2 separate regions of the Homo sapiens genome follow, and region 2 is linked to region 1. Evidence: read pairs that join two places in POLR2A ChIA-PET (ENCODE). Cell type or tissue: GM12878. All regions are shown on one strand. Links, peaks and the distances in the headings refer to the core of each region. The heading gives the core; the rest is flanking DNA. Region 1 holds the start of SYCE2 (synaptonemal complex central element protein 2). Region 2 overlaps GET3 (guided entry of tail-anchored proteins factor 3, ATPase).

Region 1 (5,366 bases), core at 1-5,000:
ACCTCCCAGGCTCAAGTGGTCCTCCCACCTCAGCCTTCCAAGTAGCTAGGGCCACAGGTGTGTGCAACCGCACCACACCACGCTCATTTCTTTCTTTCTTTCTTTCTTTTTTTTCAGAGAGATATGTCTCCCTCTGTTGCCCAGGCTGGTCTCAAACTCCTGGGCTCAAGGGATCCTCCTGCCTTGGCCTCCTGAATAGCCAGGACTACATGCATGCACCACCACGCCTGGCTGATTTTTGTGTTTTTAGTAGAGACGGAGTTTCACCATGTGGGCCAGGCTGGTCTCGAAATCCTGACCTCAAGTTATCTGCCAGCGCCAGCCTCCCAAAGTGCTGGGATTACAGGCGTGAGCCACTGCGCCCAGCCTCTACTATATATATACTTTTTTTTTTTTTTTTTGAGACAGAGTCTTGCTCTGTCACCAAGGCTGGAATGCAATGGCACAATCTTGGCTTACTGCAATCTCTGCCTCCCAGGTTAAAGCAATTCTCCTGCCTCAGCCTTCTGAGTAGCTGGGATTACAAGTGTCTGTCACCATGCCTGGCTAATTTTTGTAGACACAGGGTTTCACCATATTGGCCAGGCTAGTCTCAAACTCCTGACCTCATGATCTGCCTGCCTTGGCCTCCCAAAGTGCTGGGATTACAGGCGTAAGCCACCGTGCCCGGCCTACTAAATTTTTCTTTTTTCTTTTTTTTGAGACGGAGTCTCACTCTGTCACCAGGCTGGCATGCAGTGGCATGATCTCGGCTCACTACAACCTCTGCCTCTGGGGTTCAAGCGATTCTCCTGCCTTAGCCTCCCGAGTAGCTGGGACTACAGGCGTGCACCACAACACCCAGCTAACTTCTGTATTTTTAGTAGAGACGGGGTTTCATCATGTTAGCCAGGATGGTCTCCATCTCTTGACCTTTTGATCCACCCCCCTCGGCCTCCCAAAGTGCTAGGATTACAGGCATAAGCCACCATTCCTGGCTTTTTTTTTTTTTTTTTGAGACAGCGTTTCGGTCTTTTTGCCCAGGCTGGAGTGCAATGGCGCCATCTCAGCTCACTGCAACCTCCACCTCCTGGGTTCAAGCGATTCTCCTGCCTCAGCCTCCTGAGTAGCTGGGATTACAGGCATGTGCCACTATGCCCAGCTAATTTTGTATTTTTAGTAGAGACGGGGTTTCTCCATGTTTGTCAGGCTGGTCTCAAACTCCCGACCTTAGGTGATCCACCCGCCTTGGCCTCCCAAAGTGTTGGGATTACAGGTGTGAACCACTGCACCTGGCCAATATTTTTTAATAAATTGGCCCGACATTCTGGCCCGCCTCTAGTCCCAGCCATTTCGGAGGCTGAGGTGGGAGGATCACTTGAGTCTGGGAGGTGGAGGTTGCAGTGAGCCGTGATCATGCCACTGCGTGGTGACAAAGCAAGACGCTGTGTTAGGAGGGAAAAAAAAAGCAGCAGACACTGGCATAGCCTTGTGGAAGAAAAGGGTGAATGAGAGGGACCCAGGGGCCTGTGTAGACCCATAGGGCTGGGATCTTCCTCACCTAGCTGGCCCTCCACCAGCTTCCTCCTCGCAGTTCTCTTCCCACCGCGGATGCTCCTTGCTCTCCCCCAAGGGCTGCGGTTCCTGGTCTTTGCATTTCACATGGGGCACGTCCACCTGCAAGCACAGTCAGGACGGAGGCCAAGGAGGGAGGATGAGGAGTGAACAGATCGCCCTCCTGCCGACCCTTCAACCCTGGTCACCTCGATGTGCTGCTGCGGGACGGTGGGGACCCGCAGGAAAGACGGGCAGGGCTGGGGCAGGTGCCATGAGGGCAGGGGCATGGGGTGAAAGGACACTCTGTCCCTAGGGGACACCAGGACACCAGACCTAGAGGGGCCGGGTGAGGGCAGGGCTGTGGGAATGTAACTGGAGGACCTGGGCTCCTAACTGGTATGTGTGTTGGCTGGAGTCCTTCGAGAAAGGAGAAGAGGTAGGAGAAAAGAGATGAGGCCGGGCGCGGTGGCTCACGCCTGTAATCCCAGCACTTTGGGAGGCGGAGGCGGGCGGATCACGAGGTCAGGAGTGCGAGAACAGCCTGAGCAATATGGTGAAACCCCGTCTCTACTAAAAATACAAAAATTAGCTGACGTGGTGGTGCGTGCCTGTAATCCCAGCTACTCGGGAGGCTGAGGAAGGAGAATCACTTGAACCCGGGAGGCAGAGGTTGCAGTGAGCCGAGATCACGCCACTGCACTCCAGACTGGGCGACAGAGTGATACTTCGTCTCAAAAAAAAAAAAAAAAAGAAATGAAAGAAACGGGTGCGGTGCGTGGGTGTTTGTGCCTTTCTCTACTCCGTTCCGGCCACGCGCCATGTGTGGAAATCAGACCCGTCAGTGCGTCAGTCAGGGCCGGGTTCAGTCAGTCAGGAAATTTGAGGCCAGGCCTGATGAGAGGGAGCCCCAATGGCAAAGGACAAGCGGCCGGGCTCGGGTCCGCTGGAGATGGCTGGGATCGCAGCCGTTCCCTGCCTATCTGTCCGCCCGCCCCACGCGCGAGAAGGAAACAAGCGCCGCGTACTCCCTGTCGCTCCATTCCGTATTTTCCCGCCTTCAAGCTCGCACCCTCTGCGCATGCGCCGACCCCGCCCCTGGCCAGCTGCGCTCCCGCGGACGAGTGTGTTGTGACGCGTGCTCCCGGCCCCGCCCTCTTTGAGAACTTGCGCGGCCAACTGGGCGGGGCCGACCGTTAAGCAGCAGTTTCGCGGTCCGCGGGCTGCGCGCGCAGTCGGCGCCCCTTGGGAGCAGGACGGCGCGCTCTGGGTGCGCTTGTGTGCCCCTGTGAGGCTCCTGGGTTCCACGGGGCGCCCAGGTTATACGGATCTCAGAGTCCTGTATTTATTCGGTGCTTCTAACTTCATCCACTCTGCCTTGGAAAATATACTCCATAACAATTTTTTTTTTTTTTTGAGACAAGATCTTGGTCTGTCGCCCAGGCTGGAGTGCAGTGGTGCGATCACAGCTCACTGTAGCCTCGACCTCCCAGGTTCAAGCGATCCTCCTGCCTCGGCCTCCTGAGTAGCAGTGTCATTCACCAGGCCCTTCTAATTTAAAAATATTTTTCTGGCCGGGCGCGGTGGCTCACGCCTGTAATCCCAGCACTTTGGGAGGCCGAGGCGGGTGGATCACCTGAGGTCATGAGTTCGAGACCAGCCTAGCCAACATGGTGAAACTGTCTCTACTAAAAATACAAAAAATAGCCGGGCGTGGTGGCGGGCGCCTATAGTCCCAGCTACTCGGGAGGCTGGGGCAGGAGAATTGCTTAAACCCAGGACGCAGAGGTTGCAGTGAGCTGAGATCATGCCACTGCACTCCAGCCGGGGTGACAGAGTAAAGCTCCGTCTCAAAAAAAAAAAAAAGATTGTATGTATATATACACACACACACACACACACACACACACATAATTATATTTTTTTTTCCTGTAGAAATGAGATCTCACTGTGCTGAGCCCAGGCTGATCCCCAACTCCTGGGCTCAAGCCGTCCTCCCGTCTTGGTCTCCCAAAGTGCTGTCTCAAAAAAAGAAGAAATTATCTGATCTACCCTATTGACTGTAGGTCATAAGACCCCCGTTTCAAAGAAGTTTCTGCCCCACACAAGGCCTATCTATCTAGATTCTTCTTGGCCTCTCTGAGCATGCATTCCTGAGACTCCAAGAAGAATCTAGACAGATAGGCCTTGCTGGGTTTCCCCACTCAGCCTATTAGTATTAGACGACCCCCCCGGCTTTTTTTTTTTTTTTTTTTTTTTGTCTTGCTCTGTTGTCCAGGCAACACTGGAGTGCAGTGGCAAGATCTCAACTCGCTGCAACCTTGGCCTCCCAGGTTCAAGCGATTCTCAGCCAACCAAGTAGCTGGGATTACAGATGCACCATGCCCAGCTAATTTTTGTATTTTTAGTAGAGATGGGGTTTTTCCATGTTGCTCAGGCTGGTCTCAAACTCCTGGCCTCAAGTGATCCACCCGCCTCAGCCTCCCAAAGTGTCAGGATTACAAGTATGAACCACGACAAACCCTTTTTGTCCAATCAAATTTCTACCTGGGTGTTCAAACTTTGCTGAACCTAAGCATAAGACACTTTTCATTAATCAGGCATGGTGGCGGGCACCTGTAATCCCAGCTGCTTGGGAAGCTGAGGCTGCTGTGAGCCAAGATCGCCCCTACACTCCAGCCCAGGGAACAGAGCCAGACTCCGTCTCAAAACAAAACAAAACAAAAACACAGTTTCCCCTGTATCTCTGGATCTTCATTCTGAAGGCTTGTCAGGTAACACTATGATCAAATACATTCGTATTCCTTTTCTCTTATTAATCTGCCTTTTCTCAGTAATTTTTAGTGAAACTTCAGAGGGCAATAAGGAAGCTTTCTCTTCACCCCTACACAGCCAAAGTTCAGATTTGATGGAAATGGCAAGATTCCAGGGTACTTGTGTTTATTTAGACACATAAATATGTATTTAACGACAGGGTCTCACTCTGTTGCCCAGGCTGGAGTGCAGTGGTGTAATCACGGCTCATTGCAGCCTCGACCTCCCAGGCTCAAGTGATCAACCTCAGTCTCTGGAGTACCTGGGATTACAGGCATGAGCCACTATGCTGAGCTAATTTTTGTTTTCTGTTTTTGGGGGACAGGTCTCACTCTGTGGCCCAGACTGGAGTGCAGTGGTGTGATCTCAGCTCCCTACAACCTCCACCTCCTGGGTTCAAGTGATTCTCCCACCTCAGCCTCCCAGATAGCTGGGACTACAGGTGCCTGCCATCATGCCTGCTAATTTTTGTTTTTTGTTTTTTTTTTTGGAACAGAGTCTTCTTCTGTCACCCAGGCTGTAGTGCAGTGGCACAATCTTGGCTCACTGCAACCTCCACCTCCTGGTTCAAACGATTCTCGTGCCTCAGCCTCCCGGGTAGCTGGGACTACAGGTGCTCACCACCACGCCCAGCTTTTTTTTTGTATTTTTAGTAGAGACGGGTTTTCACCACGTTGGCCAGGCTGCTCTCGAACTCCTGACCTCAAGTGATCTGCCTGCCTCAGCTTCCCAAAGTGTTGGAATTACAGGCGTGAGCCACCACGCCCAGCCTAATTTTTTTTTTTTTTTTTTTGAGACGGAGTCTTGCTCTATTGCCCAGGCTGGAGTGCAGTGGTGCGATCTCCGCTCACTGCAAGCTCCGCCTCCCAGGTTCACACCATTCTCCTGCCTCAGCCTCCTGAGTAGCTGGGACTACAGGCACCCGCCACCACGCCCGGCTAATTTTTTGTATTTTTAGTAGACAGGGTTTCACCATGTTGGCCAGGATGGTCTCAATCTCTTGACCTCATGATCCACAC
Region 2 (5,366 bases), core at 367-5,366, 170 kb before region 1:
GACAGATGATAAACATGATAAGGGAATCATGAGGGATGTGAGGAAGGGCTAATTTTTTTTTCAGATAGGTCTTGCTATATTGCCCAGGCTGGTGTCCAACTCCTGGGCTCAAGCGATCCTCCCATCTCATTCTCCTGAGTACCTGGGACTACAGGCGTGAGCTATCCTGCCCAGCTCCTAAGGGCTAAACCTTAAGGAGAAAGGAAGGCAGGGCAGGGGTGTCGGTGGATCTGTGCTGTTACTTAGGGTGGTCAGGGAGTCTCTCAGTGGAGGGATGATGATCCGGAAGAGGTCATGGCCCAGTCATGGGAGTATCTGGGGTTGCAAGTGGCAGGTTGCAAGTGGGGAGTAGCAGTGTAAATGGCCCGCAGTGGGTTTCAGCTTCCCTTTGAGGGCCCTGGGCACAGCTTGCAATTTTCCCCTTGTTTTTGACCCTTTATGCAACCATACAAAACCCTAAGTACTACCTCAGGGTCCCCCCAGCCGTGACCTAATGAAATGCCTGTGGTCACAGCCCACCACAGGCTCCCTCTGGCCCTGTGCCCGGGTAGGAAGGCTCCCCCTGGCCCTGTGCCCAGGTGGGAAGGCTCCCCCAGCAGTAGCAGCAACCTCAGTCTCATCCCTTTGGCCCCCAGGAGATTGACCCCAGCCTGGGCGTGGCGGAGCTGCCTGACGAGTTCTTCGAGGAGGACAACATGCTGAGCATGGGCAAGAAGATGATGCAGGAGGCCATGAGCGCATTTCCCGGCATCGATGAGGCCATGAGCTATGCCGAGGTCATGAGGTCAGGCCCAGCCAGCAGGGGTGGGGGCTGCCTGGGGAAGGGGAAGAGCGGACACAGAGGGCCTGACCCCTGTCTCCCCTCAGGCTGGTGAAGGGCATGAACTTCTCGGTGGTGGTATTTGACACGGCACCCACGGGCCACACCCTGAGGCTGCTCAACTTCCCCACCATCGTGGAGCGGGGCCTGGGCCGGCTTATGCAGATCAAGAACCAGATCAGCCCTTTCATCTCACAGGCAGGCGGCGGGGGCCCCCACCTGCACCATCCAGGCAGCCGGGAGTGGGAGTAGGCCCGGGCCCCCAGACCCTCAAATGCGCACTAACAATTCCCTTTCCTTCCCACCCCTTCTCACTCTGGACTTCTCCCTGGAGGGGATGGGACGGAGCTGTCTTTCCTCCCCCACAGGCAGGACTCAGTGTCCCTGCCCCTGCCCGCTAAATACCCTAGACAGAGCCAGAAAGCACATTCCAGAACCAGGCAACCTGCCTTCAAACCCTCTACACTCACCATGTGACCCAACTGCTGTGTGACCTCAAGCAAATCACTTCACCTCTCTGGGCCTCACCTTCCTTGTCTTGCAAATGGAGATCATGAGAGTGCCCCATGGGTTATTATTATTATTATTCGAGACGGAGTCTCGCTCTGTCACCCAGGCTGGAGTGCAGTGGTGCGATCTTGGCTCATTGCAACCTCCACCTCGTGGGTTCAAGTGATTCTCGTGCCTCTACCTCCCAAGTAGCTGGGACTACAGACATGTACCACCATGCCCAGCTAATTTTTGTACTTTTTGTAGAGATAGGGTTTTGCCATGTTGCCCAGGCTGGTCTTGAACTCCTGGCCTCAAGCAGTACACCCACTTCGACCTCCCAGAGTGCTGGGATTACAGGCATGAGCCACTGTGCCCAGCCCCCATGGGTTATTATTACGATGACAACCCTAAAGCCCCCACAGTGCTGCACACCACCAGCACCACCCACCATGGTGTATGTGCACGTGTGGGTGTGTGCGTGTCCCCTGTGGGGACCTGTGCCTCAGGTGGTAACACTGAGCACTTACTGTGTGCCAGACACTATTCTCAGCACATTATATGCTTCAGCTCATCTGGTACAACAGATCTGGGAGGTAAAGTTTAGAGATGGGGAAACTGAGGCTCCAGGAGGGTCAAGCCCCTTAGCTATGGTTCCCTAAAAATGGCAAAGCTGAGGCCGGCCGCAGTGGCTCATGCCTGTAATCCTAGGACTTCGCAAGGCCGAGGCAGGTGGATTGCCTGAGGTCAGGAGTTCAAGACCAGCCTGGCCAAAATGGTGAAACCCCACCAGTACTAAAAATACAAAAATTAGCCGGGCATGGTGGTGCGCGCCTGTAATCCCAGCTACTCAAGAGGCTGAGGCAGGAGAATCGCTTGAACCCAGGAGGCGGCGGTTGCAGTGAGCCAAAATCACGCCATTGTACTCCAGCCTGGGCAACAGAGTGAGACTCCATTTCAAAAAAAAAAAAAAAAGAAAGAAAGAAATGGAAAAGCTAGTATTTGACCAACCCCAGGAATCTGCTTATGGGCCTGAGCCTTTAACCACTGGGAGGTATCAGGAGTCATCCCTCGGGTGTTTAGTGAACCCCCAACCCAGGAGGTCGCCGCAGGTAAGCTATGAGCCCTCCCACATCCCCCCTGCAGATGTGCAACATGCTGGGCCTGGGGGACATGAACGCAGACCAGCTGGCCTCCAAGCTGGAGGAGACGCTGCCCGTCATCCGCTCAGTCAGCGAACAGTTCAAGGACCCTGTGAGTGGTGGTCTGGCTGGCGGTGAGAGGCCCGGGGGCTGAGGACAGGGGCAGACCCCGCCCCTCACTGTCCTCTCTCGTGCCCTGTAGGAGCAGACAACTTTCATCTGCGTATGCATTGCTGAGTTCCTGTCCCTGTATGAGACAGAGAGGCTGATCCAGGAGCTGGCCAAGTGCAAGATTGACACACACAATATAATTGTCAACCAGCTCGTCTTCCCCGACCCCGAGAAGCCCTGCAAGATGTGTGAGGCCCGTCACAAGATCCAGGCCAAGTATCTGGACCAGGTGTGCCCACCCACCCAGCACTGGCTCAGCAGAGGCACCTCTGCCCCTTTATTCTCTGATCTTTTGCTCCACCATCTGGCCCTCTGCCCTCTAGCCTCCTGCCCTTTGCCCCCACATTTCAGATCCTTCACCCTTATTCCGGCCATAGAGGACTGTGGCTGGCCTGGCCTAGGTCCCTGTGACCCTGGAGAGCAGGGGGTCTAGCCCAGTGATCTCTGACCATAGTGATGCAGCTCCCACTTATGACACCTTAAGCTCCTGCCCTATATTCTCTCCCTGACTCTGGAAGCTTTCTAGCTTTACCGCTTCTATTGATCCACACTCTGTCTCTGCCTTCCTGCCCCCTGACCACTGCCTTCTACCCTCTGCCCTGGCTGCAGATGGAGGACCTGTATGAAGACTTCCACATCGTGAAGCTGCCGCTGTTACCCCATGAGGTGCGGGGGGCAGACAAGGTCAACACCTTCTCGGCCCTCCTCCTGGAGCCCTACAAGCCCCCCAGTGCCCAGTAGCACAGCTGCCAGCCCCAACCGCTGCCATTTCACACTCACCCTCCACCCTCCCCACCCCCTCGGGGCAGAGTTTGCACAAAGTCCCCCCCATAATACAGGGGGAGCCACTTGGGCAGGAGGCAGGGAGGGGTCCATTCCCCCTGGTGGGGCTGGTGGGGAGCTGTAGTTGCCCCCTACCTCTCCCACCTCTTGCTCTTCAATAAAATGATCTTAAACTGCTGTATTGTTGACATTGGGAGGTGAGGGTAAGCACCTTTATGTACAGTTGCACAGGTTGTGCACTGGACAGAAGTGTCACATCTAGAGGGGCCCATTCACAACAGAGACCTAATAGAGATGCATGTTTATTGTGGCAACTTTGGAAGGAGGGTGTCTTGGGTGAGAGATACCTTTGTCTCATTCTGTGTGGGTTAAGGTGTCCCTGTTGGGCCTGTGAAGCCTGGAATGGAAGACAGAGGCATTTTCCCACTTCCTTGGAGGCTCAGAGCGTGGGAACTGGGAGGCCCCTTGGCCAGCCCCAGGCTGGTGGGGAGCAGAGCAGATTAGGCCGGCAGTGGGCCCGGCACTGCCTGCTGTTTGGTTTGGGAATTAGTGGGCGCCCTGGGGAGAGGCCAGGCCTGCCAGACTGGGGATTAACAGTCTCCACCCCCCAATTCCTGCCCCCATGGGATGGCATCAGCCCCTCCCAGCAAAGGGCTGCAGCAAGGGGGCTGGTTAGTGGGCAGGGTGACAGAGGACTCCGGCTGGAGGGGCTCCTGAAGTCTCATCCTGACTCCAGAGCGGTCTCAGGCTGTGGGCACACAGGCCTGGAAGGCACCTAGTGGACCCCCTTATCCCCTGCCCTTCGCTCCTCCCTCTGCCACTGCCTGGGCTGCTATTGTTGTCCCCACTTGGGAGACTCAGGATGGGGTATGACCTTGAGAGTTTACAAGTTCCAAGCCAGAGCTGGCTAGGGGGGACAGAAAGGGGGTTCCTGAGGACACACGTGAGTCGGTGTTCAGGCCGGGCGCGGTGGCTCACACCTGTAATCCCAGCACTTTGGGAGGCCGAGGTGGGTGGATCACTTGAGGCCAGGAGTTCAAGACCAGCCTGGCCAACATGGCGAAACCTCGTCTCTACTTAAAATACAAAAATTAGTCGGGCATGGTGTTGGGGTGCTTGTAGTCCCAGCTGCTCCAGAGGCTTAGGTGGGAGAATCGCTTGAACCCCGGAGGCAGAGGTTGCAGTGAGCCAAGACAGGGTAAGACCCTGTCTCAAAAAACAAAAGTGGTGTTCAGGTCCAGTCATGGTGGCTCACGCGTGTAATCCCAGCACTTTGGGAGGCCGAGGCAGGTGGATCACGAGGTCAGGAGTTGGAGGCCAGCCTCCAACTACTCTCTACTAAAAAGACAAAAATTAGTCAGGCGTGGTGGTGCCCACCTATAATCCCAGCTACTTGCGAGGCTGAGGCAGGAGAATCACTTGAACCTGGGAGGCAGAGGTTGCACTGAGCCGAGATTGCGCCATTGCACTCCAGCCTGGGCAATAAAGTGAGACTCCGTCTCAAAAAAAAAGTGTTCAGACCCAGAGTCTGGGTGTGCCAGGGTGTGTGTGTAAGGGGAACCCCACCAGGAGCCTAGACTTGTCACTCCAACTCCCTGGGGTGTGCACAAGCAGGTGTGGGCCTGTTGGGGTGGCATGTGTAAACAAACACGATGGTACAGCCGGCTCCGCGCCAAACTGCCAGGATCCAAATCCCAGCTGTGCTACGAACAAGATGAGATGTGACATCGGAGCCTCAGTTTCCCTACTTAGATAGTAAGATGACCAACTTAGCATGCCCGTAAGGATTCCATGAGATGAAACACGCAAGGCGTTTATACCAGCACCAGACAGGAAACCGCAAGAAATGTTTGTTATTTTTCGTTGTCACAATTAGTAAGCATATCAAATAGCCCAGGAAGCCTGCCCCCAGCCCCTGCGGGAATTCAGCAGTCGGAAGTGTGTGGGGATGCGGGTGAGCT

The links. ChIA-PET counts read pairs that join two places held together with the same protein. Peaks named below come from ENCODE experiments on the same cell type or tissue, not always from the same donor. Only the 100,000 strongest peaks of a DNase experiment are listed, where the experiment ranks them.
Region 2: POLR2A ChIA-PET joins it to region 1 with 5 read pairs; 11 of 35 experiments call an interaction of 5 or more read pairs at or near these places.

What each region holds. Positions count from the first base shown.
Region 1 is chr19:12,916,682-12,922,047 of GRCh38, forward strand. It overlaps SYCE2 (synaptonemal complex central element protein 2), which reads right to left and starts at 2,612. Exons shown (of 6, transcript NM_001105578.2): 1 at 2,562-2,612; 2 at 1,541-1,656. The coding sequence starts at 2,576. MIR5695 (microRNA 5695) reads left to right here and starts at 3,639; the gene lies at 3,639-3,723. RefSeq lists an enhancer at 2,292-2,431. In GM12878, for the core only: no CTCF peak of the experiment used is centred there; a DNase peak (open chromatin) is centred at 2,670; H3K4me3 peaks cover 320 bases; H3K27ac peaks cover 275 bases.
Region 2 is chr19:12,744,742-12,750,107 of GRCh38, forward strand. It overlaps GET3 (guided entry of tail-anchored proteins factor 3, ATPase), which reads left to right. Exons shown (of 7, transcript NM_004317.4): 3 at 636-784; 4 at 868-1,018; 5 at 2,456-2,563; 6 at 2,654-2,851; 7 at 3,232-3,582. The coding sequence ends at 3,363. Among named protein-coding and RNA genes, the nearest start is that of BEST2, 4.4 kb to the right of the region's middle. RefSeq lists an enhancer at 323-823. In GM12878, for the core only: no CTCF peak of the experiment used is centred there; no DNase peak of the experiment used is centred there.